Linked DNA regions of Homo sapiens: regions 1, 3, 4 and 5 are each linked to region 2. Evidence: chromatin loops called from intact Hi-C (ENCODE). Cell type or tissue: heart right ventricle. All regions are shown on one strand. Links, peaks and the distances in the headings refer to the core of each region. The heading gives the core; the rest is flanking DNA.

Region 1 (5,733 bases), core at 789-4,788, 330 kb before region 2:
CTCTGTCACTTTTCCTCTCGTCAGCATTGTGTTCTACATACACATTAATTCAGAGGGCTCCCAGCTGCTCGGGTGGTCCCACATGGGCACCAGCTCTCATCGAAGTTCACGGGTTTCAGAATCACACCAGCCACCATGGGCCAAATCAGGTGTCCAACCCCTTCAAGTAAACGGGACATTTACAATAAACATTAACAGCACAATTATGAAGACAAGGGAAGGCCGGACACGGTGGTTCATGACTATAATCTCAACGCTTTGGGAGGCTGAGGTGGGAATTCAGCCTGGGCAATACAGTAAGACATCATCTCTGCAAAAATAAAAATAAAAATTATCCAGGTATGGTAGCGGAGGCTGAGGTAGAAGAATCACTTGAGCCTAGGAATTTGAGGCTGCAGTGAGCTATGACTGCACCACTGCACTCCAGCCTGGACAACAGAGGAAGACCCTGTCTCAAAAAAAAAAAAAAAACCGAAAACAAAATAAAGACGAGGAAACAGAACATCAGTTACTTCAACTCTGTCAGTCTATGGGACCACTTGGGATGTTTATTTGTGTTTAAAATATGTAAAGTGATAAAACTGTGAACTTCAAGGTATAACATTTTTTGTTTGACAAATATACATATTAGTTCATACATGAAATATTACTGATTTTAAATACTATCTTTAAAAATGAAAATGCCGGGCGCGGTGGCTCACGCCTGTAATCCCAGCACTTTGGGAGGCGGAGGCAGGCGGATCACGAGGTCAAAAGATTGAGACTATCCTGGCCAACATGGTGAAACCCCGTCTCTACTAAAAATACAAAAATTAGCCAGGTGTGGTGGCAGGCACCTGTAGTCCCAGCTACCTGGGAGGCAGAGGCAGGAGAATTGCTTGAACCCGGGAGGCGGAGGTTGCAGTGAGCCAAGATCGCGCCACTGCACTCCAGCCTGGGCAACAAGAGTGAAACTCCATCTCAAAGAAAAAAAAAAAAAGTATTCACTTTTATCATGCCATGATTATACATACAAAGTTCAATTTAAGACACTTTACACTCTGCATTTTTTTTTCTGGACATGATTATAAGTTTTATCTCTTGACTATGACTGATAATAATTCTGCCATACAGAAGAGGGATGTCTTGGTCAGTTTAGGCTGCTGTAACAAAGTACCATAGACTGGATGGCTTAAACAGCAAACACTCCCTCCTTGTGCTCTGGAAGCCAGAAGTCCGAGATGAAGGTGGCAGCGTGGTCGGGGTCCTCACCTGACCTTTCCTTGCTTCATGCAGAAAGAAGAGAGAGAAATCTGGTATCTCTTCTTGTTTTAAAAGGCAGGAATCCCACAGCGGGGCTCCTCCCTCGTGACCTAATCTCACCCAGAGGCCCCACTCCTAATGCCAACAACTTGGGGCTTAGGGTTATTCAACACATGAATTTCGGGAGGATACAAGCCTTCAGTCCATGGCACAGGGGTTGTTAGAAAAAGTTATAACCGGCCGGGAGCGTCGGCTCACACCTGTAATCCCAACACTTTGGGAGGCGGAAGCGGGCAAATCACGAGGTCAGGAGTTCGAGACCAGCCTGGCCAACACGGTGAAACCCTGTCTCTACTAAAAATACAAAAATTAGCTGGGTGTTGTGGTGGGTGCCTGTAATCCCAGCTACTCGGGATGCTGAGGCAGGCGACTCACTTGAATGAGGGAGACGAGGCTGCAGTGAGCCAAGATCTCACCACTGCACTCCAGCCTGGCAACAGAGCAAGACTCCATCTCACAAAAAAGAAAAAGAAAAAGTTATAACCTCTGGGTGTCAAATGTGCTTAGAAGGCCCCTGGGACTCAGGGTATGTTTGAAAGGTGGAACCAGCAGGTGAAAACTGACTACAAGTGTGAGGACGGGGTATGTTGGGGTGCCTGGGCTGGCACCGGCTGTGGGAGGAGCAGACGTGGCTGGGCATGGGCAGGGAGCAGGAGTCAGGTGTTCAGGAATGTTCCATTTGTGATACCTGCTGGACATCCCTGCTGAGCTCTCAAGTGGACAGTCAGGTAACCAGGCCGAGGGCCCAGGGAGAGGTCGAGGCTGAAGGGCAGAACCTGGGAAGCATCGATAATTACGTGGACTGGAATACAAGGAGACTGACTGCCTGGCGGCACCTCAAACAAATAACAAAATCACAGGCACAGCTCTTCAACGCGGCCACAGGCATCGGAGAAGCAGCTCCCCCGGGACTGGGCAGCAGTGGGTCCCTAGCTGGTCTGAGGGCCCAGCAAGGTGAGACTGACGTGAGCCAGCCAAGCAGGGGTGGAGGTGGGAGACACAGGGGGTGTCTTGAGAGCACAGTAAGCAGTGCCGTGTCTGATGTGGGATTTTACCATCAGGCCTCAGGAGAAGATTGAAGAGTTCTAAGTAGGAAAGTGACGTGATCCGATTTGAGTTTTGAAAAGATCACATAAACCCTGCTTTGTGGAGAGGGGATTAGAGAAGCAAAGTAATCTATTCAGGTGAGAAATGACACATGGGGACCAGGGCAATGTCAGCAGAGATGGAAAAAGCTGGTAGAGCCGAGAAACCAGAGGCAGGTGACCCACACAGGAGATGAGTATGGAAGGAGGGGACTGGGCTGAGAAGAAATCCTGGGTGTGGGGTGCCCTGTGCTGAGACAGGGAAGGCAAGGGAAGGGAAGGGCACCATTTAGTTTAGACATAACTCACCCCAAGAGGAAGTGGGGCCCAGTCCCACTCTGCAGGGCTCCTTGCTAGAGGAAATGAAACTCGGTCATTCATTCAACAACGGGGAACTTAGAACTCACTGGCAGTGGGCACTTGGCCAGGTCCTGGGTCCGATCCATAATAGTGAGCAAAACAAAGTCCCTGCACTTAAGGGAGCTTACATCTCATGGGGGACCCAGGCAATAAGTAGGGAGACGTGGACAGATTGGGGGTACATGTGAAAGCAGAACCAGTGGGACTTGCTGATGAGCTGGATGCAGAGAGTGAGGGAATAAGAGGAAGCAGGACAATTTCTAAGATTCATCATTGAGAAACTGGGTGGACAGAGGTGGCTCACACAGACTTGAGAAAGACTGGGAGAGAACAGATTTCAAGGGAAAAATTAGTGATTAAGTTTGGGGCACGTCAAGTTTGAGAGATTTCTTGGACATCCAAGTCATGGGATCAGGTAGTACCTGAGCTCCTTGGAGGGCCTGGCACACACAGGCCACAGTGCTGGAGGTCACGTGATGGATGGGCTGGCCGGGGAGATAAGACGAGGGCCCACAGAGTTCGGGAACCTTGGGAAGATGGAACAAGTCTCACCGAGTCTGAGAAGGAAGGGGTAAGCCACACAGAATGGGGTCACAAAGGCCTTAGGAAGGCTACGTGTGTCGTCACCCAGGGTGATGCTGCTGAGGGAGTGGGGAGTGTGGATTTGACAATGTGAGGGTTCAAGGCCAGGGTCATCGGTAGAATGGCTTGGGAGGAAGGCCATGGAGCAGGATGCAAGACAAAGAAGTGGTGAGGAATTAGAGACCACGCCAAAAGCAGCTCTCGTAATGTGACTTACACAAGGGATGATCATAAAACCAATAGAGAGGCATTTTCATTTTCACAATTCAACTTTCAGTCCATGCCAGATGTTGCTGCTTAGAAAGAGGATACCCAAGAGAGGAGCCCAGTGCAGGGCAGGGATGTTGAGTGTGGCCTCAGGACCCATCTTTCTTCAGGGCTGGGGCTTCTTTTGGGGTCGCCCTTGGCTAAACACCAGCGTGATTGGAAACTTGGAAACCCAGGGCATCTTCACACCCAGTGAGGGCCTGCCAGCCCTGAGTGTGGCTCCACTGCCCCTCCCTGAGCTGGGCTCTGCTCACAGCTCACTGGCTCTCACCCAGCTATTTGTGCATCCATTTGTTTAAAAATTCTTGCTGAATCCAAGGATTCAGGCCTGAATTAGACCTCATTCTTGCCCAGGAGGACAGATAAGGAGGCAAAGAAGAACATGATAAGCTTTGGGGTGGCGGGGGCATGAGGCTGCAGCGACAGGGGAGAGCCTGTGCCAGTCCTGTCTGGAGCAGATGGGCTGGGAGCTCCTCAGGGGGAGGCGACTCAAGTGCCAGCCCTTAACAGCCAAAGGCAGTCATCCCAGTAAAGAGGGCAGTGGATCCCAGGGCTTAGCAGGTGGCAGAGGAGAAATGCCTTGGTTGGGGGCCAAGCTGGCCCTGGGTCTGGATTACGCATTTTTCACTTTTCCATGTGTTTCTCTCAGTAGTCCTGGGAGGTTAAGAGAACCTGAATTATTCACTGTGATTAGCAAATGATTAAACCGAGGCCCAGGGCCGGCCTCACCACCATCTCAGGCAGAGGCACAGGATTGGGAGCCATGCTTACAAGTGCTTACCAGCACTGGGCTCTTTACACACACGGCCTTCTTTGCTCTTCTGGCTTCTTGCAGGAGGTATCTCTGTGGGACAAGGGAGGGAGGTGAGGCCCAGGAGACCACACTGCAGTGATAGGGAGGTCAGGCAGGGTCTGGGAAAGTGTCCCTGCCGCGTACCACCCCCAGCTCAGAAGGGGGCCTGAGGCCTGGGCTTTCTGAGCCCTATTGACCGGGGGAACAGGAGCGAACCCTGGCTCTCTGGAGACGCCTGGAGCCTTGGTGCTGACAAGGCAGGGACTAACCCGGAGCCGCAGCCAGTCAGCAGAACAGCAGCTGTCCATGGCCTGTGGTAAGGGCCCATCTACCTGCCCCTGGAAGTCAACATCATTGAGTCTCTCTCCTTCCTGCTCTGCCAATCCTAGATTATCTAGGACTTGACGTCCCTCAATGGCTCAGTCTCTCCAAGCCCAAGGAGTGACCCAGAAGGGCCCCCTAGGCTGCATCACCACCTTGATAGAGTTGGATAGTTGTCCCTGCCCACATCTCAAGTTGAATTGCAATCCCCACGGTGGAGGTGGGGCCTGGTGGGAGGTGATTGGATCATGGGGATGGATTCTCACGAGTGGTTTAGCACCGTTCCCTTAGTGCTGCCCTCAAGATAATGAGTGAGTTCTCCCACGATCTGGTTGTGTAAAGTGTGAGGCACCTCACACACACCCTCTCACTTGCTCCCACTCTGCTTTGTAACATGGCTGCCCTCCTTTTGCCTCGCACCATGACTGGAAGCTTCCTGAGGCCTCCCCAGAAGCTGACGCTGCCATGCTTCCTGTATGGCCTAGAGCACCATGAGCCAATCTGACTTCTTTTCTTGATAAATTACCCAGTCTCTGGTATTTCTTTATAGCAATGCAAGAACAGCCTAATACACACCTCCTCTGGGTCCAGGAGGTAACACTGTGCCTGGGAGGTGAGCCCCACTTCCCACAGGCCCCAGAGGTCTTGGCGGCAGCAGGGAAGGCAGGTCCTATCTGGAGACCAGGTGAGAACACGCTCCAGGCTCCCCTGAGTCTTTCATGGGCAATAAATGGCCTGAAGAGCCTGGGCCTTCCCTGCTGTGATCCTTTCCACCCCTGCCCGCAGCTCAGGAACTCCAGCTTCACCTGGAGCAGCCTGCAGATCCCGAAAGAGCAAAGAGGAAACACAAAATGTCCCAATGACAGCCACAACACCATTCTCTATAAGGCAACCAACCCACCTGCCACCCTGCCAGCTCCAGCTCCAAATATGCCCCATGCCTGGCAGTGTCTGGAGGAGGAGGCAGCATCAGAGAAGGCTGTTTCCCAGACAGGAGAAACTGCAGCACATTGGCATGTGGTG
Region 2 (5,733 bases), core at 607-4,606:
GTACAATCTGGAGAATATAAAAAGTCATTTGTTAAGCAACCATGCAGACAGCTCTAATGCGGTTTCCTTCAGATACAGAGTGGCTCGCTTAAGGCAGCATGGAAGGCTGCTCCGTGGTTAGTGGCACAGGCACTAGGGGCAGATGCACTTTGATTGCTCCACTTATTACCTGGTTGACTCACTAACATGTAAGACACTTCTTAGCAAGGTGTGTGGGAGTAGGAATAAAACAAATTTCAACTGCTTAGCCTTTCTGTGCCTCAGTTTCTTCATCTGTAAAATGGAGATAATGATAATGACAGTACCTATCTCACAGGGTTGCTGGGAGGATTATGTAAGTTAACATATGGATGGACAGATGTAGAATAATGCCTTGCCCATCGTAAGTACTCAACAAGGATTAAATGTGGCTATGTTACAATCAGGAAGGCACACTTCAGGCTAAGCCAGTGGAAGAGAATTCCAAAGAGGTGAGTGAAGTCTCTGTCCCAGTGACTTTCACACACATTACATCCTTCCACTCAGGTGGCTGACTTGGGTTTCCGCCCGCTCGGGCTGAAGTGGAAGGCTGTGGGCAGACGTACACTTATGCTGTTTGAGTTTGTATGCTCTAAAATCACATGTTCCCTTTCACTAAGTCAAACCCTGACGGCCGGAAGAATATCCGGAGGTTCCCTACTGCCAAAGCCATGTATCCACTTAAGCTTCGTCTATTACCCATGACAATAACTCCTATCTTTTGGGCAGATAATTAGAGATGATGGCAAGCACTGCTAAATGTTAATTTTCTAATTTTTAGTTTTCATGTTAAATGAATTAAGTCAGATACAAAACTGCACACATTATGTCATCACAATGATGTTAAAAAGACAGAGAAAAAGATGTAAAGGAGATAAGCTAAATGCAAATTTAAAAAGTGATGACATCTATGTGATACATATTTTCATATTTTCTAAATGTAAAATAAGCATGTCCTTTTCCATAAGTGGAAAAAATAGCATTTAAAAAGAAGCAATTTGTTGCTTTTAATACAAACTGTCAAAACTTGGCCTTTAAGGGCCTACCTGATCAGCATCCACAAACAGGAACTTGTCAACAACTAGTGGGAAAAGTACATCCAGGAAGAGGATCTTGTAACCCCAGATGATACGCTGTTTTTCAGTTTGTTGATGAAGCCACCGGGGCCATTTGTACTGAACAAGCTCATACTGGAAATTGTATTCATTTGCCATGTAAGGTATAAACTCCTATTTTTAGACATGGGAACAACAAATAATCATTTCTTCTGATTAAGAAAACTGCTTTCATAATGTAAGCCAACCACCATGATACGGGACAAATAAAACACATTTACCAAAACAGTGGTCTTACAAAGACCGGCCGTGACCCACTCATGACTACATAGAAGAACAGATATAAACCTTTGTCAAATCCCCATTTCTTTATGACTTCTGGTCACCACATGAAATGACAGAATGTTCAAGAGAAGGATTTTAGATGTATATCCCTCTGTGTGTGTTTTTACAGCACATGAACTTTAAGTCCATTTGTCTAAACTTGATTTCAGTAAGGCATTTACTGAGCTTGATGACAAGCCTTCCTCGAGGCCAGATCTAACCCAGGGAATAACACTGCAAAGCCAGAACTCTGGACAAATGTGTTGTCCTTTTTGAATAAGTCTTTCAGATTCTAAGTATAAGCACCTTTAGGCGCCAGCAGTAAAGTGCTTATCAAGGAGAATGGTTATTGAATATATTAAAAGTCACTTAGTAAATTCTACAAGAAAAAAAAAGGATGCAAATAAATCAACTTAGATGACAAATACTGACTGATATAAGTAATGCAGAAAACATTCCAAGTACGTGTTTTGTTTTGCACAGAGGAAGCACTACTTCCATACATCATCTAGGAGTGGTTCATGCTAACACCAATCATTCTCTTCAATGTAAACCATCGCTGTGCTTTCTAAATTAAAGCAAGCATGCAGGCTTCAGAGGAAGGAAACGTTATCTCAGTAAGACACTGCTAATAATAACAACAACAAAAGACTCTCCTACCATATCATCCAAGTTTTTAAACACAATTTAACTGTTTCCTTCAAATAGACCAATCTGGAAGAATAATCAAAATAAAAATATGCAACCAAATTAGGGTATCTTAGTAAATGGAAAATTTGCTAAAGTATACAGATAAAACAAAAGTCATGAAAAATATACAGTAAATATCTCCTTAATAAGAATGTTTTCCCTTTCTCTGTGAAACAAACCTTAAATGTGGGGGACAAGTAATTCTTCAAGAACCAGAATTTCACAGGAGTCTTGGTATTCTTCAGCACGGATAGCATCATTATGCTGCCAAACAAAAGCAGGTAATTAATAACAGCTTTCCAATGTTATTTAACCTCAACATTATGTAGAGTCAATCACGAGACACCTAAATGCTCTTTACGGCAGAGCTAACTAATGGCTCAATTAGGCCGAGGGAGACGCTCAGTGATGGAAAATGAAAAATTGTACTTACTCCAACTTATGAAGTTATCACTAAAGAGAAGGGGCATTCCTCACCTATAAAACTACACTTAACTGACAGAGGCAAATGTTTTAATTCTGTTACACCTCTAAATAAACTGCTTCATGAACTGATATATTAGTTATGGTCCAGATGAACCCTGGAAATCGGGGTAACTGACATCACTCCCCAAAACTCCTGTCACATGACATCAGCATCTGGTGCTAAGGGAAGAATGTGTAACCACAGCGCCTCCTGCAGCCTACACAGAGGCCCTGCTTTAGAGAGGAAGGCTACCAGCTCCGGCCTCCTTACTCAGAAAACAAAACCACATTTTTGAATGGAGGAATTTAACCAAATTCGGTTGTTATTATTGTCACTATTTTAGGTAGGATATTATTTCTTGGAAATAAGAGGGCTAAAAATGAGACAAATGACATTTTGATTTTCTATACTAGATCTGTAGTGAAAAATTAAGAGTGAACAGAGCCCTGGCAATGAGAAAAGTGACTCTCAGGCCTTCCTGACAGTGCCTCTGGTGACCACTACATCAGGCAGCCCTAGCCCGTGGCCTCTTCTGGCTGTAGCTGTGTGACCTTAGACAAGTCCCTTCACACTCGGGGCCTCAGCCTGTTTATAAAACAGAAGTGTTCACATGTAAGAACTAAGCTCTCTCCTGGCTCTAAAATCCTGTGAATCTTTACAAGGCAGTGAAGTATTCCATGGTTCTGTTCTGATTCTATTCTCTATGTCAACCTCCTAATCTCTGGGTTAAGCAATGTTTGGCAGGCAGTAAACAGTACAGTCTATGAATGTGTACAGTGACGTTAAAGGGCTGCAGCCTTGTAATATCCAGAAGCACTCACTACATAGTTCAACTTCACAGAGACGGCGGGATCAAAACAAATCCAATGATAAATGGCAAGCCAGTCACAATGCTCAGAGTGCTTCAAAGACACAGGAGTATAATGAGCAGAATCCCACAAAACCTTTCCTCTCTAAATAAGAACACTGACCAATTCATTCATCATATATAATGAAATAATCAACAAGACTGACCGAAGAAATCTTTCGTAGAGATGACCAGATGCAACGGAGAAAATATTAATTATGTCATCTTTATCTTGCTTCACTTCCTCAGTCTTCTGTCCTGTAAAGCCCCTATAACAATAAGGGTAAAAAAAAGACCACTTGAAACACTCATACAGACACACGGCCTTTGAAAGTAAGAGGAAAGAGACTGCGCTTCCCATCCTTCCCTAGCGGGTGAGCTGCAGCAGGAGTGGTTATGAAGCTTCCCTCACACCCTGGAGAGACCACAAGACTGACAAAACCAACCTACAAAAAGAATGTTCACTCTCCGACAGTGTTGTTTTAGGAAGAGACTGAACACAGGCTGCACCAGAATGCAACTTACACAACGGGAAGTAAACTGAGCAGGGAGCAGTCAAATTTCCAAAGAGCAGGTACAGGCAATGAGAGTCACAAAGTATGGAGCAGAAGTAACTTCCCCACTAGGAGACATGAACCTCTTTTGGATCAATCGAGTGGAAAATACTCATCTATGCCAAATATAAGTGTGAGATGTAGCTGCACAAAGTAGAATGTGAAAGGCCCAGACAGAATCACAAGATGCAAAAAGGAGGGATGGATGGTGCTTATATCTCAGTTTTTCCTTAAAAACATAACTCTTACAATGTCAACTTACCATTTGAAGGAATCCCAAAATCCAGATTCATTCTCACTCGTTCCATCACTCAGCAAGTCTTCGTTCACCATATCTGCCTTCTTCTGAACCTGCAATCAAATGTGATAAACCTTACTCCCAGTATGTCTCACAGGCATAAAACTGCCTCTCACTGGATATACACTGTGAGCCTGTCATCAATAGGGAATTATCAATCAATTCTCTCACAAACAGGCACAACCCCACCCAGAGTCTAGAAGGATTCAATAGAAGTATCTTCGCCAGGACATTCACATCATAACCTTATGTGAGGAGACAGCAACCTCTTTTAATTAGATGAACCCCATTTTCAGCTTGCAACATAGGCAAAGAGCCGCAAACTCAACTGTGCAGTGAAACCAGAAGCACGATTCAATGAGTCAACAGCTAGTTCCAGGGAAGAGTGTGGCTGCTGGGGGCTCTAGCTGTTGGGAGGGAGGTATTTCATGTTATGACCAGTTTTCAGGATTCACTAGCACAAACAGGGGTTTCTTCTTGGCAGTACAGTGACCATTTTTCTTCTCAACAATGGATGGCCTATTTTAGGTTTCACTGTGTGTAATGATTCTTTCTTCAAGAATATACTGTACTTGAATTTAAGGCACTAAGAGCTTCAACATTCAGAGAACGGAAAGTACAAGTCAAAAGAAATTAAATAGGACTATCATTTTATTATTGTTGAAAATTTCCATTGCCAGTTCCCCCAATATTGAGAAAAGAATCATCAACAACACTATGAATTGTGGCTATATAAACAACATAGCATCTATGAGAATATTTTATATAAGATGGGACATGTTCTGCACACCGAGATTACCCAAAAGGTACAATCTTTCAGTTGAGGGAAGCCACAAACTCACAGTTACAAAGACATTTTGCCTTAAAGCAGTATCCCTATAATTGCCATAGCAAATTCCAAAGAGACTCTTGGGCTGGTTCCAAGATACATATTTTTAAATGACAGCTGTCCAATAACAGAATGCCACTACTTTTACCAAACTCACCTTCACTTTAATAATTTTGCTTTTGAAGTTGTTGAGGACGATAACCACCTCATCAGCATCAGGGGGAGAATCAGTGCCATCGTGGCTTTGCGAGAAAAGAAAGATCAATATTACAAGGCACAATTCTCAAAAGGCAGCAAATGCTCTCAGAGCATCTGAGTCCATCATCCTTCTCATAAAGGAGTTTTCCAGATCCAGCTATCTTCTTGCTCCTTAAGCTCCTTCGAGCTGCACAGAAGCACGTGTTGAAACCTCTCTTTATATAAGGTGCATGCCCAAACCTCCTTTGTGAGTCCTCTTGCAAATTACCCATCACGTAGTGAGAGGCACCCATGTGTGGTAACCACATGGTGAGTACTAAACAACCGCCTGTGTTCACAAGCTCTGAGCCAAGCACAGAGCCTTCGATAAAGGAATGCAGGGAACAGGCCCCCTGAACCATTATTGGAACCACACTGCCTCCGCTCTTTTTTTTTTTTTTTTTTTTTTTTGAGA
Region 3 (5,733 bases), core at 568-4,567, 110 kb before region 2:
TGAGACCCAAGTCCCAGATGAAGGAGCCAGCAGATGTGGAACTGGTGAGGGCTTGTTGCCTGTCTTGTATCCCCTGCATCTCCCATGGCCAAGAGAGAAGAAATCATCTCTCATGTCTTCTCTTATGAAGCCACTGGTCCCATTCATTATGGCTCCACCCTCATGACCTAATTACCTCTCAGAGTCGCCACCTCCAAATGCCATCACGTTGGAGATTAGGACTTCAACATGAGTTTTGGTGGAACACACACATTCAGTCCATAGCAATGGCCTTTATTACACTGAGGTAGTTTCCTTCTGGTTCTAGTTTGTTGAAAGTTTTTATTATGCAGGTGCATTGAATTTTGTCAAATGATGTTTCTGCATCAGTTGAGATGATCATGTGTTTTTTTCCTTCATTCTGTTAATGTGGCATACTACATTGATTTTCATATTTTGAACCATCCTTTCATTCTAGGGATAAATCTCACTTGGTCATGATACATAATCATTTTTATATGCTGTTCAATTCAATTTGCAAGTATTTTGCTGAGGATATTTTCATCAGTATTTATAAAGGACATCAGTGTGTAATTTTCTTGTTATATCTTTGTCTGGCTTTGATATCAGGATAATACTGACCTCATAGAATGAGTTAGGAAGTATTCTTTTCACTTCAGATTTTTGGAAAAGTTTGGGAAAGATTTGTGTTAGTCCCAGGAGAGCCTCTCAGGTCCCAGCATGTGCTGGGAGCCTAGTCACAAGCCCTGGCAGTCAAGGGTGTGGACACCCAGGCAGCTGCCTAGCTGTGTGGCCCTGAGCAAGGGCCTTCACCTCACTGTGCCTGACTCCTCAACTATAAACGGAGAGGAGTGGTACCCCCTGCCCTGAAGTGGAGAGAAGAATGGTACCCATTGCCCTGGAGTGAGGAGAGAACCAAATGAGCCAGTATGGGTGTGCCCAGCACAGGGGAGGCAGCAAGGATGCTGCCTGTGCCATCAGCCGGCAACATCTCACGGTGTTCACAGTAGCCCTTCAGGACAGAGGGACCCAGGGCTCAGAGGGCACTGGATCTGCGCATGGTCACTCAGTTGCTGGTTCCTCACTGGGCACATCCAGACCCCTCTGCCTTCAGACTCCTGCATTTCTGCCTTGCCACACAGGAAAACCAAGAGGGGGAGGTGGTTTGGAGTAGGTCATGGGGCCCACTGAGCCTTGGGTATCCTGGCAACTGCTTCTTATTTTCCTTGTTCCTTGGAGCCTCTCTGGGGGTGCTAGGGCTGTGTCCATGGAGAATCAGCACAAATGTGCCTGAAGGAAGGAGTTTCAGGAAGCAGGAGGCTCCAGGGCCTGCCCACCCAGGCTGACACCCCTGTACCTTGTGGGCCACAGTCAGGAAATCCCAGAGCCTGGGTGTGGGAGGGTGGTCCGAAGACCTCTTTTGTCTCCCCCTCCACACACACACACACACACACACACACACACACACACACACACACGCCTCCCTTCTTTGCGGTGGAGCCTCTTTACTGCCCAGTAGCCCACCTTCTTCTCCCAGCTCTCCAGGCCCCAGAGCACTTGTCCTCAGAGGGGCCGCAGCTCCCAGGTGGGAGTGTGACAGCGTCTCCATCCTACCTGGGCCACCAACCTATTGAAACTGGTGTCATCTTAAGGACAGCCAGCGCCTCTTGACTCTGACAGGCTGCCCCAGGGTGAACAAGTTTCTAAAGGTGGCAAGTCCCACCTACCCAGTAGACAGGCTGAGAACAAAGGAAGACCCAAGCACTAGCAAGGAGAGCCCTCCCCTCCCTCGGGGACTGCGGCACTTCATGGGCAGGGCCCGGGGCCCTCCATCACAGCCCACCCCGCCCTGTGCCCCCTCTGATGCAGTAGAGTCAGTGAATTGTCACTAGCCTGGTGCAGGCCATCCAGAGCACAGTGCCAGGGCCGGGCACAGGGCGTGTATGACAGAAGAGCCATGTGGGGTCTCAGGAGGAGGCTGTCAAGTCCAGGCTCAGAAGCTGTGATGTGAAGGACAGTGCTTCATGGAGTTTGGGGCAGGTTTCCAGCAGAGGGTCTGGGCCAGCAGGGCAGGTGCAGAGAGGAGAGGGCAGGGCCCTGCCCTCAAGGAGGTACAGAGCCAAGCCTACTGGCTTCGGGACCCACATGGTGCCCCTGTGTCCCTGCAGCGTGGTCTCAGCATGGACCCCCAACCTGTGGTGAAACCATTGCCCTGGGATGTTCAGCAGGACTGGGTCAGCTTCTGCCTGGCTCAGCATGGCCATTCCACACTTAGAGGCTGACCACAGGACTAACTGGATCCTATGTGGCCACAGACCCTGCTCACATAGCACTGGCCTTCTGAGCTGGTGGTTAATCCAACCTTCCTCATCCCCCAGAGGACCCCCAAAACAGGTGCTTGGTATAAATGTAACTCGCCTTCCTTCACTGGTGACCTGAGGCCACCTGATGGTCTCTCTTTGCCCTCTGTCCCCGTGGGCCCCAAAGAATCTGGGAGCATGTTCCTCCTCTGACTCCGGGCCCTCCAGGCCATACCAGCCCCTGGTTTTGCTAAACATCCCCCAAAGCTGTGGCCCCGGGAAGCGCCCCTCGGACCATGGTCTGCTGCTGCTCTCCTTCCAACTTCGAAGGTCCCCTCCCGTCCTGGGGTATGAGGAACAGTGGTTTCTGGGAAATCTGGAGCCACCCCAGTGTTTGCAAGGAAAGTGCCCAGCAGGTGGTGGCAGCCGCCACAGTTACTCCTCAGACTAGCTTTACTCATGGCTTTAGGGAGTGACGGTCATGCTTCATTCCAGGCCTCAAAGCCTTAGCCATTCCCAGGCCTTGCTCTGCCCAGGCCCAGGCTGGCCCTTGGGCAGGCTTATGGGGAGCCAGGCCAGAAGAGGAGAAAAGCGCCATATTGTGTGACATGCCCCTGGCTCAGAGCGGGCTGTGCCTGGGAGCGGTGCCCTTCCGCAGGAGACAGGGTGTGCGGGTGGGACGCTGGAGTGCCTGGCTGGTTTGGGCCCCACTGCATGCAGAGCAAGGCCCAGCCTTTGGGGAGGGAGGCCTGGTGTGGCGGAGCAGAGCAGGGACCAGCTCCACCAGGCCCATGGGTGGAACCACACAGGCTGTGGGCAGCGGGGGGCTGCAGCCACGGCAAGGACCCCAGACCCAGGGTGGTCTCCAGGGCTCTTTTGCAGTAGGAGTGGCAACAGAGTTGGGGAGGCTGACAAGTGGGAGGCCTGCCTAGGCTCTCCCCGACCGCTGCCTTCCCCCACACCCCATGTCTCAGGTGCCCTCCTGTGAGTCGAGCCGTCTTTTCCAGCAGGAGCCCGTCAGCTGATAGCACCCCTGCCTGCCCTTCCTGCTGCCCTTGTTCCTCTGCCCGCCCCCATGGCCTTGTGAGTCACCGCCCCTCCCCTCCGCCCCATTCCCCCCGTGCCATTTGCCCTGGCCTGCTGCACACTGAATGCCCTGAATCTGGAGCCACTGCACAGGGCACTGCCCTCCCGGCTTCCCACAGCCCTTGCTGGGCTGTCCCTGCCCACTCACATGCCCACATGCCACAGCCTCCCCGTGAGCCTGGCCGCCCTCCCTGAGGCAGGGGTGGGCCCACCACCACCCTCCACATCCTCGCCGGGATGCCTGGCTGGTTCCTTCCAGCTTCTGGGAAGCAAGGTCCCAGAGCGCCGGGGTGAGGAGCACAGTCTTCTCCAGTACGTGTCTCGCCCCGGGTTGTTCTGTGTCCAGACTGGTGTGGGCGTCCCTGCCCTGAGAAGGTGTTGGGTGGGTAGCTGGGCGTGGAACACAGGGCCCACCTTACCTCCTCAGGAGCCCAGCCACAGTTAAAGCCGCTCCAAGCCAGGGTCCTGCCAGGCGTGGGCCCTATGGAAGGATACACATGGTGTGAGCAGGCCCAGACTGCCTGGCATGGACCCTCTGGGGATCCCTCTCCCCACACCTTCACCAGGTGGTCTCTGTGGCACTGAGAGGGCCTAGAGCTGGGCAGGGCCAGGAATCCCTGGCACTCTTGCTGGGCCCAGCCCCCCCGGCCTCAGTTCACCCTCCTCACTGTTGCCCTGTGCCGCCTCCCCTGCCGGCTCCATCCAGGCCCCTCTCCTGGCATCCAGGGGCCTTCTCCTGAGCCGGACCCTTCCCCACACAGCCACCCTAGGATGGAGGAGCTTGGCAGGGTCTCCCCTGGCGTTGAGAAGAGTGTGCATTCAGAGGAGCCTGTCAGCCCTGAGCAGGGAGGGTGTTGGACGGAAGGAATGGAGGGCAAGAAGCACCTATAGGGAAGCCTGTGTATGCCCTTGGGGAAGAGCCTGTGGACAGATGCCCGCCGGCGCCCCTGCACAGCTGTTAGCCACATCCTTGCTGGGTTGCCTCCGTGAGGTCTGTCCAGGGCCTCCCCGTGGAAAGAGGAGGGGCCAAGTGATGGAAAGCAGCAGGACTGGTATGAGGCAACAAGAGCCCCAGGCTGGAGAGGCCAGGCCAGGTGAGGCACACAGCCTGTGCCCTGGCTCCCTTGAGGTCCACCTTGCCCCAGGCATGGCGTCAGCCTGTGGAGGACCCAGGTCCTGCAGCCAGGGGCTCTCCCTCAGGCCCTGGTGAGCTCATTTAGAAGCCAGCTGCTCCCGCTGACGCACCTTCTGAGCTCACCCAGTGCCTGGGGCCCTCCCTGCCAGAGGTCTAGCCCCCAAGAGACACAGTGAGGATCCAGACTGAGGAGGCTAATGCTTCCTTCTGCTGCTCCAGTGCCATGGCCGCCCCAAACCTCCAGGACTCACACCTCACTGAGCGCAAACCCACAGCCTTAACTATGGGGTGCTCTGGACCCAGGGCAAGGGCAGTGGGCAAGAAAAGTAGCCCTCCCCCATGCCGGGACTCCGGCTGTCTGAGAGGGTGTGTGAAGCCCCCAGCCTAGTAATGCCTGCACGGGGTACTCACTAAAGACAAGAAGGACAGGCAAGGGGACTCTACTGGGACAGTTAGGTCCCTAGTTCCTCCTTGTTTTATTGTGTCAGCTGAGATCCCCAGTACATGCAGAATTGCCTTAGAGAGAGTGGACATCTTTGTCTTATTCATGATCTTAGAGGGAATGCATCTGACTCTTCCCCATGGGGACCATGCTTGCTCTAGGTTTTGGGGATACTTTATCAAATTAAGGAACTTTTTTTTTTAATTTGAGACAGTTTCACTCTTTTGCCCAGGCTGGAGTGCTATGACACGATCTCCGCTCACTGCAACCTCCACTTCCTGGGTTCAAGTGATTCTTACGCCTCAGCCTCTTTATAGGTGCGTGCCATCATGCATGCTAAATTTTTTTTTTTTTTTTTTTTTTTTTTTTGTATTTTTAGTAGAGACGGTGTTTCGCCATGTTGGCAAGGCTGGTCTTGAACTCCTGACCTCAAGTCATCCACCTGCCTCAGCCTCCCAAAGTGCTGGGATTACAAGTGTGAGCTACCACGCCTGGCCAAATTAAGGGACTTCTATTCCTAGTTTCCTGAGAGTTTTTATTATGAATAGTGTTTTTAGCAGATGCTTCTTACACATTTACTGAGCTCTGTAGTCTGTTGCTGTGATGAGTCACATGTATGGATTTTCTCCTGTTAAGCCATCCTTGCATACCTGGGGTTACTAAGTATGGTCGTAGTGTAATATCTTTTATATGCTCAATTGGGTTGGATTTGATAAGATTTTTGTTGAGGAATTTTTGTATCTATATTTGAACTCTGAGCTTAGCAGATG
Region 4 (5,733 bases), core at 1,194-5,193, 54 kb before region 2:
GCATTTTGATTTGTGTTTCTTCCTGAGTAAATGAATTAATCAACCAACCCGAGTCTACCCTCAAAGTACATCCAGGAGCCCCTTCTCACCCCATCTTCACCACCCTTGTCCCCCAAGATCACAGCAAGATCACACCCACCCCGGTCTTCTGGCTTCCCTCTTGGCCCCTCTGTGTGACCCCCACACAGCAGCCAGAGTGCCCCTCTTAAAACTGAGCCAGGCCTAGGTGCAGTGGCTCACGCCTGTAATCCCAGCACTTTGGGAGGCTGAGGCGAGTGAATCACCTGAGGTCGGGAGTTCGAGACCAACCTGACCGACATGAAGAAACCCTGTATCTACTAAAAATACAAAATTAGCTGGGCGTGGTGGTGCACGGCTACTCAGGAGGCTAGGGCAGGAGAATCACTTGAACCCAGGAGGCGCAGATTGCACCGAGCCGAGATCGTGCCATTGTACTCCAGCCTAGGAAACAAGAGTGAAACTCTGTCTCAAAAAAAAAAAAAAAAAACTGAGCCAAGCCAGGTTATTTCTTTGCTCAAGCTCCCCAGCGCCTCTCCATGTCTCTCAAAGAAAAAGTCAAAGTCTTAACCATGGCTCCAAGGCTACGTCAGGGGTCAGCAAACTAAAGCCCACAGCCACACGCATTCAATTGCCCTATCTATGGCTACTATCTGTCTACCACGGTTCACCTGCGGCTGCCCAGCACTGCCACGAAGACATCAAGTAGCCCCATGAAGAAGCCAGCAGTTAACACCACACTGCCAGCTGTGTGAGGCTCCACCTTGGAACGGGGGTCCCCAGCACAGGTAAGCCTTTGGATGGCATCTGACTCCAAGTGGAAACTCCAGCTGAACTTTTCCCCAGCGCCTGACCCACAGACTCCATGGCCATCATACATTTATTTTGAAAGAAAAATAATGGTTTTTTTCTCATGCCACTATGTCTTGCCACAGAACTGTGTGTAATCTCCCTCTGTCATAAACATATCTGTATACACATTGAAGTGTGTATATGTGCGCATATATATGTGTGTATGTGTGTAACACCTTATAGAAATAGATAAGCAAGAACTTTGCTTTAATTTACTTTAATTAGTCTTCATTTCTTTCTTTTCTTGGCTGTATACTCCCCTTTCCTCTCCCATCTCTGTCTTACCACCCAGATACCCTGTCAATAACCTAATTTGTATTCCATCTATTCTCCGTATTTTCCTTTATCCTTACATATAATAATCAAGCACACGTGTGCATATTGATGCGTATATACCTCTACACATATGCATACATAGAGGTATTCAGTTAATTCATTGCACAGTGGCATCTTGTTTCACACATTTTTCTGTATCATGATTTTCTCAGTCAATGATGCCTTGTAGAAATCCCTGTGAAATCTACTGCTCACAGCCTCACTGGATCCTTTTTGTGGCTGCACAATATTCCATGCTGTAAGGGACTGCAATTTACTCACCCAGCCCTGGGTGACAAACAGTCACTTTGTTACCAATTTGGGGCCCCATGGTAAAGTCCCTGTACACAGCCTCACTCACTTGTGCTTTATTTCTACGTCTGGTTGCCCAGAGTGGGGCTGCTGGCCCGAAGACAGAGGCATGTTAAATTTCAACAGATGCTGCCCTGCTGCTTTCCACATGGCCTGATGTCTGGCCCTGGGAAGACCTGAGCTTTTTCGTGCTGTGGACACAGGGCCTTCCAGCTGTGCCAGGCTATCACCGGCCTCATGGAGTCCCCACACAATCAACACAGCTCAGTGTGAAGCCTTCAGCAAATCCATGTCCTGTTGTTTCTCCAATTTTTCTCAGGCCCAAGTACACTTCACAGGCTGGTCAACACCACGTGGGTATAGACAAAATGCACACCTGAATTCCTCTTTTTTTTTTTTTTTTTTTTTTTTTAGAGACGGAGTCTCACTCTATTTGCCCAGGCTGGAGGGCAATGGCGCGATCTCAGCTCACTGCCACTTATGCCTCCTGGGTTCCAGCAATTCTCCCACCACAGCCTACCAAGTAGCTGGGATTACAGGCACCTGCCATCATGCCTGGCTAATTTTTGTATTTTTGTAGAGACAGGGTTTCACCATGTTGGCCAGGCTGGTCTTGAACTCCTGACCTCAGGTGATCTGCCCGCATTGGCCTCCCAAAGTGCTGAGATTACAGGGGTGAGTTCACATCCCGCCTGAATTCTTCTTTTGAGTTTTGCTTTCAGAAAAGAAATGCTGCCCATCAGGGTTCAGCAGGGCAAAGGTAGCTTAGACATCCACCCCTTCCAGTTCCTGCCTGACATCAGGCCCCTCTGGTGTCCCGCCTGACCAAAGGGAACTGCCAAAATGCACCTGTGGCCACCCTCCTGAGGAAGATGTTAATGTTTAAATTTGGGAACCTCCAGTTCCCAACTTCAGTTCATGGAGCCCTCCGTGTCTTCGAAAATTTGCAGGGCCTCCTAGGCGCAGGCAACACCTGGCAGGTGCATTTATTAAGTAGTTAGGTCCAAGCCACCCAACAAGCACGTATATGCTAATTACTCAGCTGGCGTTTGAGAAAGTGATACACGTAAGTAGAAAAGAGAATAGTTTTTCTTTAATTCTTAAATACCTGCAATTCCTTTGTAACAGGATGTTGGACACTGCACAGCTTCTCAAACCCACCCACCTGGTGCCTGTGCCACGGTGATTTCCACGTGGTACTGAGCCCACCTTTGCACAGGGAGGAAGGAGGACGAGGAAGGACTGGCTGCAGCGTCGCCGGCCTGGTGACTTCAGGGGAGCCAGCGGTCCCCACCGCGGCCAGCAGAGGGCTCCGCGCTGCCCTCCAAACAGAACCCCTCGCGCAGCCGCGCCACCCCGCCCGACCGGAGGAAACCTGTCCTCTCTCCTCGCCACCCAGTCCCCGGGCCCTGTCACCCGAACCCCGAGGCCGGCAGGAATTTAGAAAGGGGGCTGGAGGCCGGTAGCCGAGGCGGGTTCTGTGCCGAAGAAGGAGCCTGGCTGTGGGGTCGCCCCCGGCGGAGACGCGGGCGCCGAGATCCGAGCCCCAGGGACCCCATGGCACTCCCGAGACCGTCCCCGGAAAGGTCGCGCGGCCGTCGCCGCCGGGAGAGCGAAGGGCAGGGCGGGCAGGGAACCTGGCCCTGTGTGCGAGTGGGGACATCGTCTATTGGTCTTCTTTTTCTGCACCTTTCCCATCTTCTAAACGGGGCGGCCCTCCCGAGAACGGCCTCCTAAGGCAGTGGGGCTTCCAGCGTCCCGCTGTGCTCCCCGGGAGGGTTGGAGGCTGCAGAGGCTGACGCGGGGCAGGGCGGCCCCTCAGGGAACCCAATGCTGGCGAGGAAGCGGGCGCTCGGGCCGCGCCGCCGGGCTCGGCCTTCCTCGTCCCCAAGCTCGCCTGGAAGGGAAGAGCAGGGAGGTAGAGCGCAAGGTGACTCCGCCACAGCCGCCGCCGCGCTCCCGCCTCGGCCCGCGGTGGTCGCGCGGGTGACCGGGCGCAGCCCCTTGGGCCTCCTCTCCCCTGCACAACCAAGCCGGCCCCCCAGCCTCACGCGGGAGGAGAGAGGCGCACTTGTGGGGTGCAAGACTCCCCAGGCAGCAACATGAGAGTGCGCCCCAGAAACTTCCACCAGCACCAGGGAGAGTCCGGACGGCCGCAGCTAGGAGTTCTTAAACGAGGCGAAGAGACCAGAAGCCAAAGGAAAAGACTGATTTTTAGCCGGGCGCGGTGGCCCACGCCTGTAATCCCAGCACTTTGGGAGGCGCTGTGGCAGGAGGATCACTTGTGCCCAGGAGGTCGAGGCTGCAGTGAGCTGTGAGAGCGCCCAGGCTGGTCTCCAACTCCTGGGCTCGAGCACTCCTCCTGCCCCGGTCTCCCAAAGTGCTGAGATTACAACCGTGAGCCACCACACCTAGCCCCAAGTTCTGTTGTTTAAAAAGACACCACAGGGCTGGGTGCGGTGGCACACACCTGTAATCCCAGCACTTTGGGAGGCGGAGGCCGGTGGATCATGAGGTCAGGAGTTCGAGACCAGCCTGGCCAATATGGTGAAAGCCGGTCTCTACTAAAAATACAAGAATTAGCCGGGCATGGTGGTGCGCGCCTGTAGTCCCAGCTACTCGGGAGGCTAAGGCAGAATAGCTTGAACCCGGGAGGCGGAGGTTGCAGTGAGCCGAGATCGCGCCACTGCACTCCAGGCTGGGTGACAAAGTGAGACTCCATCTCAAAAAAAAAGATACCACAGGGCCGGGCGCCGTGGCGAACATCTGTAATCCCAGCACTTTGGGAGGCCGAGGCGGACGGATCACGAGGTCAGGAGGTTCAAGACCAGCCTGGCCAATATGGTGAAATCTGGTCTCTGCTAAAAATACAAGAATTAGCCGGGTTTGGTGGCGCGAGCCTGTAGTCCCAGCTACTCGGGAGGCTGAGGCAGAAGAATAGTTTGAACCTGGGAGGCGGAGGTGGCAGTGAGCCGAGATTGTGCCACTGCACTCCAGCCTGGCAACAGAACAAGACTCTGTTTCAAAAAAAAAAGACACCACAGGCCGATTGTGGTGGCTCACGCCTGTAATCTCAGCATTTTGGGAGGCCGAGGCGGGCAGATTACGAGGTCAGGAGATCGAGATCATCCTGGCCAACAGGGTGAAACCCCGTCTCTACTAAAAATACAAAAATTAGCTGGGTACGGTGGCTGGCGCCTGTAAACCCAGCTATTCGGGAGGCTGAGGCAGGAGAATCACTTGAACCCGGGAGGTGGAGGTTGCAGTGAGCCAAGATCGCGCCACTGCACTCCAGCCTGGGTGACAGAGAGAGGCTCATCTCAAAAAAAAAAAAAAGACAACACAAAGAGAATAAAAAAAAAGCAACAAACTGGAAAAAAGATATTATTGGCAATACATATACCTGAAAAGGAGTCATATCGAGACTATATATTTTTTATGTATTTGTTTTTCGTTTATTAACTAAGAGGAAAAAGGCAAAACTCAAAGAATTAAAACCCAGAACAGATCTTCCTAGAGAGCAACCAGGAGGCCCATTAAATGTGTGAAAAGATGTCCAACTTCATTTATTATCAACGAAATGTAAACTAAAACAAGGACATGCCATTCCACACCCACTAAATCAGCAAAATTTAAAATCTCTTGTCAACATAAAGTGTTGGGGAAGACTTAGAGAAAAAGGAACTTGCATACACAACTGGCGGGAATGTAAACTGTGCACTGACTTTGAAACACAGATTGGCAGGACCCAGTAAATGTGGGCAACCAGTAAAGCTGCTTTCCTAGGGCCCTGCAAGCCCACTCCTCTGAGTGTATACACCCGGGAGACCCTGGCACATGTGGGCCAGGACCCACATAGAAGAATGTGTGCAGGAGCCTTGTCTGTAAAGCAGAAACCTGAAAACAATCCAAGTGGCTATTCACTGGAGGGAGCAGGTAAGAAACTGGTAAGTAGACAGCAAGGAAAAGGAATGAATGCACAGGCATGCGTGACCCTCAAAACTGCCTGCTGCAGAGGACTCCAGTTATATACGATTCAAAAAACAGGTAACAGTAAATAATATTTAGGTTAAACCAATGTTTCTCAACCTTTTTAAAAATCACCTCCCCTGGGCCAAGCGCGGTGGCTCACGCCTGTAATCCCAGCACTTTGGGAGGCCGAGGCGGGTAGATCGCCAAGTCACGAGATCGAGATCATTCTGGCTAACATGGTGAAACCCCGTCTCTACTAAAAAT
Region 5 (5,733 bases), core at 993-4,992, 130 kb before region 2:
GGAACATTCAACCTCATTTTCTTTTCCCACCTCACGGAGTGGTAGGAGATGAGAGTTCACTCTGTAAGCTCCACACTATCCTTCACCCTCCACAGCAAACTAGGACAGAAGGTTCTATGGGTAACCCAGCAACAAGGAGGGCAGGTGAGGCTGGCCAAGACCCACCTCGGGGCTGGGAAACCCCGGGACCATACCAGGGGTGTCAGCAGAGCAAAAGAGAGGCCCCAGGCTTGCAGTCAGACCAGCTGGGCCAAATCCTGGCTTTGCATCTCACAGGCTTCTGCAGCTCAGGTTCCCCATCTGTAAAATGGGCATACTCATAGTGCCTGTGCAGGAGGTAGACAGTTGGAATTATACCCACAGTTCCACTGTGGCCTCTGTACTATAAGAGGCTAGAATCTGACCCATCTGTCCTGGAGACAGGGAAGAGACCTCCAGAGCCAGCTAGGAAGTCAGCTCTTGTTCTCACTCCATGAATTAGTTGGTTTGCAGGGAGCTTCCCTCAAAGCAGCTGAAGTCTGTGCAGGTTGGGTCCTGTTATCTGGGACATCACCAAGTGTCATCACTGGCCTTCCAAGGTGATGACCTGGAGCATGCTGTGTTTTGGCTGTGGGGGTCTCCTGCTCACCTTGGGCTATGGCCTTGGGACCACCCAGTGCCTTCCTGACTGTGCCCATTTGACAAAAGGCTGTCTCTACCAGGATCTCCAGAAAGCTCTGGCCCTCTCTGGCCAGCAGCCAGGATGTAGAGACTGTGCACATCTGTCCTGGTGCCCAGGTCGTGAGACCCTGTGGGTGGCAGCCTGACCCCACCCCCAGCCATCTGAGAACCTCGAGACCCAACCAAGAGGAACCCAGGGTCAAGAGGAGGAAGGGGTGGATGCCACGTGATGCTGGCCCTGCACAGAGGCTCGCCTGGCTGAGGGCCCAGGCCTTGTTCCTCGGATGCAGTGGTTCCTCCCTTCCCTAGACCCCACCAGCTGCTATCACCCCCTACATGGTATCTCCAGGGGTGTAACTGGGGAGCCTTGTGGAGTTTCACCTCTGTTCCCACTGCAGGCTTAGCTGGGTGCGGCTCGCAGGTGAAGACCCCATGCACTGTGCTCCACCCCACCCCTGCCTCCCTGCAGCCTCGCTCAGCACCACTGTCCTGCGTTTCACATGTTTCCTGCCCTTGTGTTTATGCTTTCGCTGTAGATGTGTGTATTCCTTAAATGATACACAGTGCTGTTTTGATGTTACTAACTTTCCAGAACCCTTATCAAACTCTGCTTGACCTTCTGCAACTTGCCGTCTTCACTCAGCCTTGTTTTGAGATTTATCCCTGTTGGTCCCTGACATGCGTGTTTAATTCATTGACTGCTGGACTTAACATCAAGGTAGTCCAGACGGATCTCTGCTTGGTTCTAATGCAGCTGCGGGGAGCAATTCACTTTGGCCATCACAGTCCAGGTGCGGCCACGGTGCTCGCTCATGGTCCCTATGTGTCCCTAGGAGTGTGTCAGAGGGAGGTTCTCCTCACCACCATGCTGTGCCCGTGGTTCCCGATTGTTTGGGCGGGCACTCTTGGCTCATTTCTGCCAGGCCAGGAGCCAGGAAATGGGACCTCTGTGCTCTTAGTGCATGTTTCCCCATGGCAGAGAGATAGCATCTTACCATGTGTTTATCGGTCAGTGAGGTCTCTTCCACCGACCTGTTCACGTCTTTGGCCTGTTTTCCCCTACAGGGTTGTTTGTGCTTCGCGTATTGGTTCGTAAGCGTTCTTTATGTGTCCTGGTGCCAGGTTCCATGGGTAGCATGCTCCCCGCTTCTCTCCTCCTGTTCATCATTTCTCCATGTGTGGACTTGGGCCTGTGGCATCCCGGTGCCTGCACCAGGTAGGGCCAGGCTGGCCCAGGTACATCCCATCTTCCAGCTGAGTCACATGCCAAGAAGAGGTATGCCTGCTGACCTCTGAACCCCATGGGACCCTGCTGGTGGTGAGAGCTCAGCTGGGGGCTTGTTAGTGTGAGCAGGTGGACAGATGGCAGCTGACCAGCATCCTCCCTGCAGCGTGCACCCCCCAGGGCCTTCCCTGGAGATCCTCAGCAGTGCCCACGGTGGCACCTGCACAGCCCTGAGCCCAGGAAGGCCAGACAAGCAGACAGTTCCTCACGTGCCAGGGCCCCTCACAGCGATTTTGCCGCATGTGTTGGAGTCCCTTTGAGATTGAGTTGGAAGGAAACCCAACTAAAACCGCCTAAAACCAGAGCCTGGAACCCACGGCTCTGAAGTCACAGGGACCCCCCCACCCCAACTCCCAGTGAAAATCTGGGTGGGCGTTTCCCAGAGGGAAGCCTGCCTGTGTCACCCCCCAAGCCCGGCCAAAGAGCTGAATGTCCACGCCCTGTGCCTCAGCCTCCCCCCATGACAGTGACGACACTGCTGTCTGTGCCTCCAGCCTGGTGCCTGGCCCTGCCCTCACTCCCCAGGCCCCTTGGGCACCGTCTGCTGCGGGCGCACCCAGGGCTGTCCCTGTGGGGCACTGCTGTATGGATAAAGCTTTTCGCACCCCCTCAGAAAGGAGCATGGGGGTGGTAGCCCCCTCATCATCCCAGCCTTGGAATGTGCCCCCACCCCATGTGACCCCAGCCCCATATTTGCAGTACCCCTGCTGCCATGCCCCCACTGGCTTGGGACAGAAGGGCCTACACATCACCATCCACCTGAGAATTAGAAAGCGCCTTCTGCTGCAGGGCTTGCAGGAACAAATGTTTACAGCCCCTAGGCGGCAGGGGGAGCATCTCCCCTCTGAGTTATGAGCTTTAGAGGCTCCTGTGTAAATATTTACCTCTCTAGAGCATTGGTGACCGTGGGAGATCGGGATCTGTAAGCACTGAGGTTTTCTGTTTGCGTCATCGTGGCCAGGGTGGGGTGGGGGTGTCGTCCTGGAGCAGGGAGCCAGGCTGTGGAGCGTGCAGCTGCGTTCTCCCTGGAATCCTGGTCCACATTCCCTGGCAGAGAAATCTTCGCAGCGGCGCGGCCACGTCCTCCAGCCCGACCACAGTTGATGGAGGGAAAGCCAGGGAAGGCACTGTCCTGTGGAGTGACACCAGCGTGCTAGCCCTGCTGAGGAGCGGAGGCACAAAGGAGGGCATTCCTGTCCCGAGGGTGCAGTCTGGGAGCAGGGAGGGGCTGTGACAGTCTCATTCAGGCCTCACTGTCAGGGGCGCTGTTTTGCAGATGAGTAAACTGAGACTCAAAGAGCCTAAATAACTCATCACCTAAGGTCACCGGTGGCAGAGCTGGGATTCACACACAGGCCTGTGCCTGCAGGATTTCCCCCAAACTCCTCCCAGTGACAAGTCGCAGGCAGGTCACTCCCCAGAGTGGGGGAGCCAGGCGTGTGGCTCATGTCCGCCACAGTGCCTGCCTCTGGGAGGGTAACGCAGCTGCTCTGCGAGCAGGTGGGCTCGCCAGGGAGTCCAGGATGGTGCAGGGAACCTGGGCAGGTCCTGAGGGACTGCTGGCCCACCCTCCTCAAGGTCCAGCTGAATGAGTGGCCTGCTGGAAGCAGCTGTCACCAGGTGTGATGCTTCAGCTCCCCTGAGAGGATCAAGGGCAGGCAGAGCAGATGGTCTCCCGGGGGAGTTGAGAGGGTTGTGATGTCACCCGTAAGGAGAGGCTCTGCCCAGGCACTAAGCCGGGGAGAAGGTAGGCCCCAGAGTGAGAGTGGGTTCCAGCTCTGCCTGGAGAACAAGGGCCTCAGCCAGCCGGGCTCCAACCCTTGCCACAGCCTCCTTCCTTCCCGCCCACTGCAGACCCCAGGGCTCCCGGTTGGAGGGGCTCGGCCCCTCCTCTTCTGCCTCTGTTCCCTCCTGGCAGGCAGGAAGGTGAGCAGGTCTGAGCAGTTGGTTTAGCTCACGCAAGTCCAGGCAGGGCCGCTTGTCGGCACACGTCCTGAACCCTGCAAAAGTTCAGGCCTCCCAAGTCATGCTTTAAAACTGTCCAAGCAGGCCCATCGGGAAGCCAGGCCCAGCAAGGAGGGGTTTGTTACTCTGCTTTCCTGGAAGCTGGGCTGGCAACGTTCCCAGCAGAGAACATCATTCTTACAAAGTAGAGGGGTGTCAGGTTTCAGCCAAGTGGGTAAAAGGCAGGTATTGGGATTGGTGTGGCTGTTCCAGGACAGGAGCAAACCCCCATCCTTCAGCAAGTGGGTCAAATGGGGACCCAGGCAGGCAATGGGTCAGGCCAGCAAAGGCTGGAGAATCCAGAATGGAGAGCTTAGGAGGCCCTCATAGCAGGGAGCTGCCTCCTGCATGACACTGACCCTGTGCATTCCACACAGATCACAGGCACTGCCCTGGGCCACCAGGAAGGCCCTGGGGACCATGTTCCATGGGTTGCCACAGAGCCAGGGGATGATGGCCTGCAAGTGTGTGTGGGTGCTCAGTCACCCGCCCTCCCCAGTGCAGCCCAGCCCAGCTGCAGGAGAGGAAGGTAGCCATTCCTGAGTGTCATGAGATGCTGAGTGCTCCAGGGTGGGTCCTCTCACTGACCCAGTGAGGGCTGCCACTGCTGTGCGACACTGCTGTGAGCACTCTGATGGGACACAGTGTCACTGTCCCTGTTCTCTGGTACATGGGTGCCTCCATATCTTCCCAGTGGCAGAGGGTTTTTGGCCAGCATCTGACTACAGCGGCTGTGTGCATTGCTGCAGTGCTGGGCTCTCCCGAGAGGGGACCCACGGGCAGAGGTCACCAGCCAACCCAGGGACCTTTCTGGAGTCCTGTGCAGCTGTCCATTAGCAAGGCAGCCTCCGAGGGATGCCAGGGCCTTACAGTCTGTGACAGGTACTTGTTTCGTCCTCCTGCCCCTTAGCCAAAGACAGCTTAGTGCCCAGGCAGTGGTCCTGGTCCTGAGGGGCTAGAGGCCCTCCTCTCACCAGGCCTGTACCATGCACCATCTCTGTCCCTGGGGAGCACCCACACAGGGAGACCCAGTTTCTAAAGGCTCGGACACACTTCAAGAGGACGAGCATGGCTGGCAGCATCCCCCAGCGTAGGGGTCGGGGAGGGGGAGCTATATTAGGGTTCTCCAGAGGGACAGAACTTATAGGATATATAGAGACAGGTGAAAGAGGATTTATTGGGGGAATAGGCTTATGCAATTAGGGAGACTAAGATGACCCGAGATCTGCCATCTGCAAGCTGGAGAACCAGGGAAGCCAGCGAGCAGGCTTAGTCCAAGGCCAAAGGCCTGAGAACCTGGGGGCTGTGGTGTTAGGTCCCAGAGCCCAAAGGCCCGAGAACCTGGAGTTCTGATGTCCAAGGGCAAGAAGATGAGTGTCCCAGCTCCAGAAGAGAGAGGAGATTCACCCTTCCTCCACCTTCCTGTTCTGTTGAGGCGTGCGGTAGATTGGAAGATCTCTGCTCACGCTGGAGAAGTCAGTCTTCTTTTCTCAATCCACCCATTCAAATGCCAATCACAGACATACCCAGAAACAAAGCTTTACCAGCAATCTTGGTGTCTTTTAACCCAGTGAAGTTGACACCTAAAAGTAGCCACCACAGTGGCCTTTGGGTGAGGACCTGGGCACCCACACTGGGCTGCAGTAGCGTTCTCCCAAGGGAGCCTCAGCCATTTATTTCTAGGCACCTCCCAGATGTCCCCTTTAGCAGGCAGCCTGGATGTCATGAAGCAGAAGGATGTTGGCCAACAGGTGGCAAGTGCCCACTTGACGGGGTTGGCCAGC

The links. Hi-C counts contacts between places; a loop is a spot of excess contacts. Peaks named below come from ENCODE experiments on the same cell type or tissue, not always from the same donor. Only the 100,000 strongest peaks of a DNase experiment are listed, where the experiment ranks them.
Region 1: it touches region 2 in a loop (2.8-fold over the local background); 2 of 110 quality-filtered maps call a loop at or near these places.
Region 3: it touches region 2 in a loop (2.4-fold over the local background); 32 of 110 quality-filtered maps call a loop at or near these places.
Region 4: a loop joins it to region 2, with 9 times the contacts of the local background. A loop is called at or near these places in 66 of 110 quality-filtered maps.
Region 5: a loop joins it to region 2, with 2.9 times the contacts of the local background. A loop is called at or near these places in 59 of 110 quality-filtered maps.

The regions. Positions count from the first base shown.
Region 1 is chr2:128,511,102-128,516,834 of GRCh38, reverse strand. All of the region lies in intron 1 of LOC105373611 (a long non-coding RNA gene), which reads right to left. Among named protein-coding and RNA genes, the nearest start is that of HS6ST1, 200 kb to the right of the region's middle. In heart right ventricle, for the core only: no CTCF peak of the experiment used is centred there; a DNase peak (open chromatin) is centred at 2,813.
Region 2 is chr2:128,176,404-128,182,136 of GRCh38, reverse strand. UGGT1 (UDP-glucose glycoprotein glucosyltransferase 1) reads right to left here. Exons shown (of 41, transcript NM_020120.4): 32 at 5,239-5,323; 33 at 4,217-4,305; 34 at 3,568-3,669; 35 at 2,267-2,351; 36 at 1,065-1,247; 37 at 1-7. Among named protein-coding and RNA genes, the nearest start is that of UGGT1, 88 kb to the right of the region's middle. RefSeq lists an enhancer at 2,608-2,902. In heart right ventricle, for the core only: CTCF peaks have their summits at 2,577 and 2,785 (motif pointing left); a DNase peak (open chromatin) is centred at 2,756; H3K27ac peaks cover 1,381 bases.
Region 3 is chr2:128,290,417-128,296,149 of GRCh38, reverse strand. All of the region lies in intron 1 of HS6ST1 (heparan sulfate 6-O-sulfotransferase 1), which reads left to right. Among named protein-coding and RNA genes, the nearest start is that of HS6ST1, 26 kb to the left of the region's middle. RefSeq lists an enhancer at 480-1,029. In heart right ventricle, for the core only: a CTCF peak has its summit at 2,722 (motif pointing right); no DNase peak of the experiment used is centred there; H3K27ac peaks cover 1,022 bases.
Region 4 is chr2:128,230,768-128,236,500 of GRCh38, reverse strand. No RefSeq gene overlaps it. Among named protein-coding and RNA genes, the nearest start is that of HS6ST1, 85 kb to the left of the region's middle. RefSeq lists an enhancer at 2,625-2,714 and silencers at 2,755-2,944, 3,265-3,464. In heart right ventricle, for the core only: CTCF peaks have their summits at 2,596 and 2,803 (motif pointing right); DNase peaks (open chromatin) are centred at 2,840, 3,314 and 3,606; H3K4me3 peaks cover 1,184 bases; H3K27ac peaks cover 1,008 bases.
Region 5 is chr2:128,303,588-128,309,320 of GRCh38, reverse strand. The region is part of intron 1 of HS6ST1 (heparan sulfate 6-O-sulfotransferase 1); the gene reads left to right. Among named protein-coding and RNA genes, the nearest start is that of HS6ST1, 12 kb to the left of the region's middle. In heart right ventricle, for the core only: CTCF peaks have their summits at 2,764 and 3,944; DNase peaks (open chromatin) are centred at 2,927 and 4,060; H3K27ac peaks cover 1,551 bases.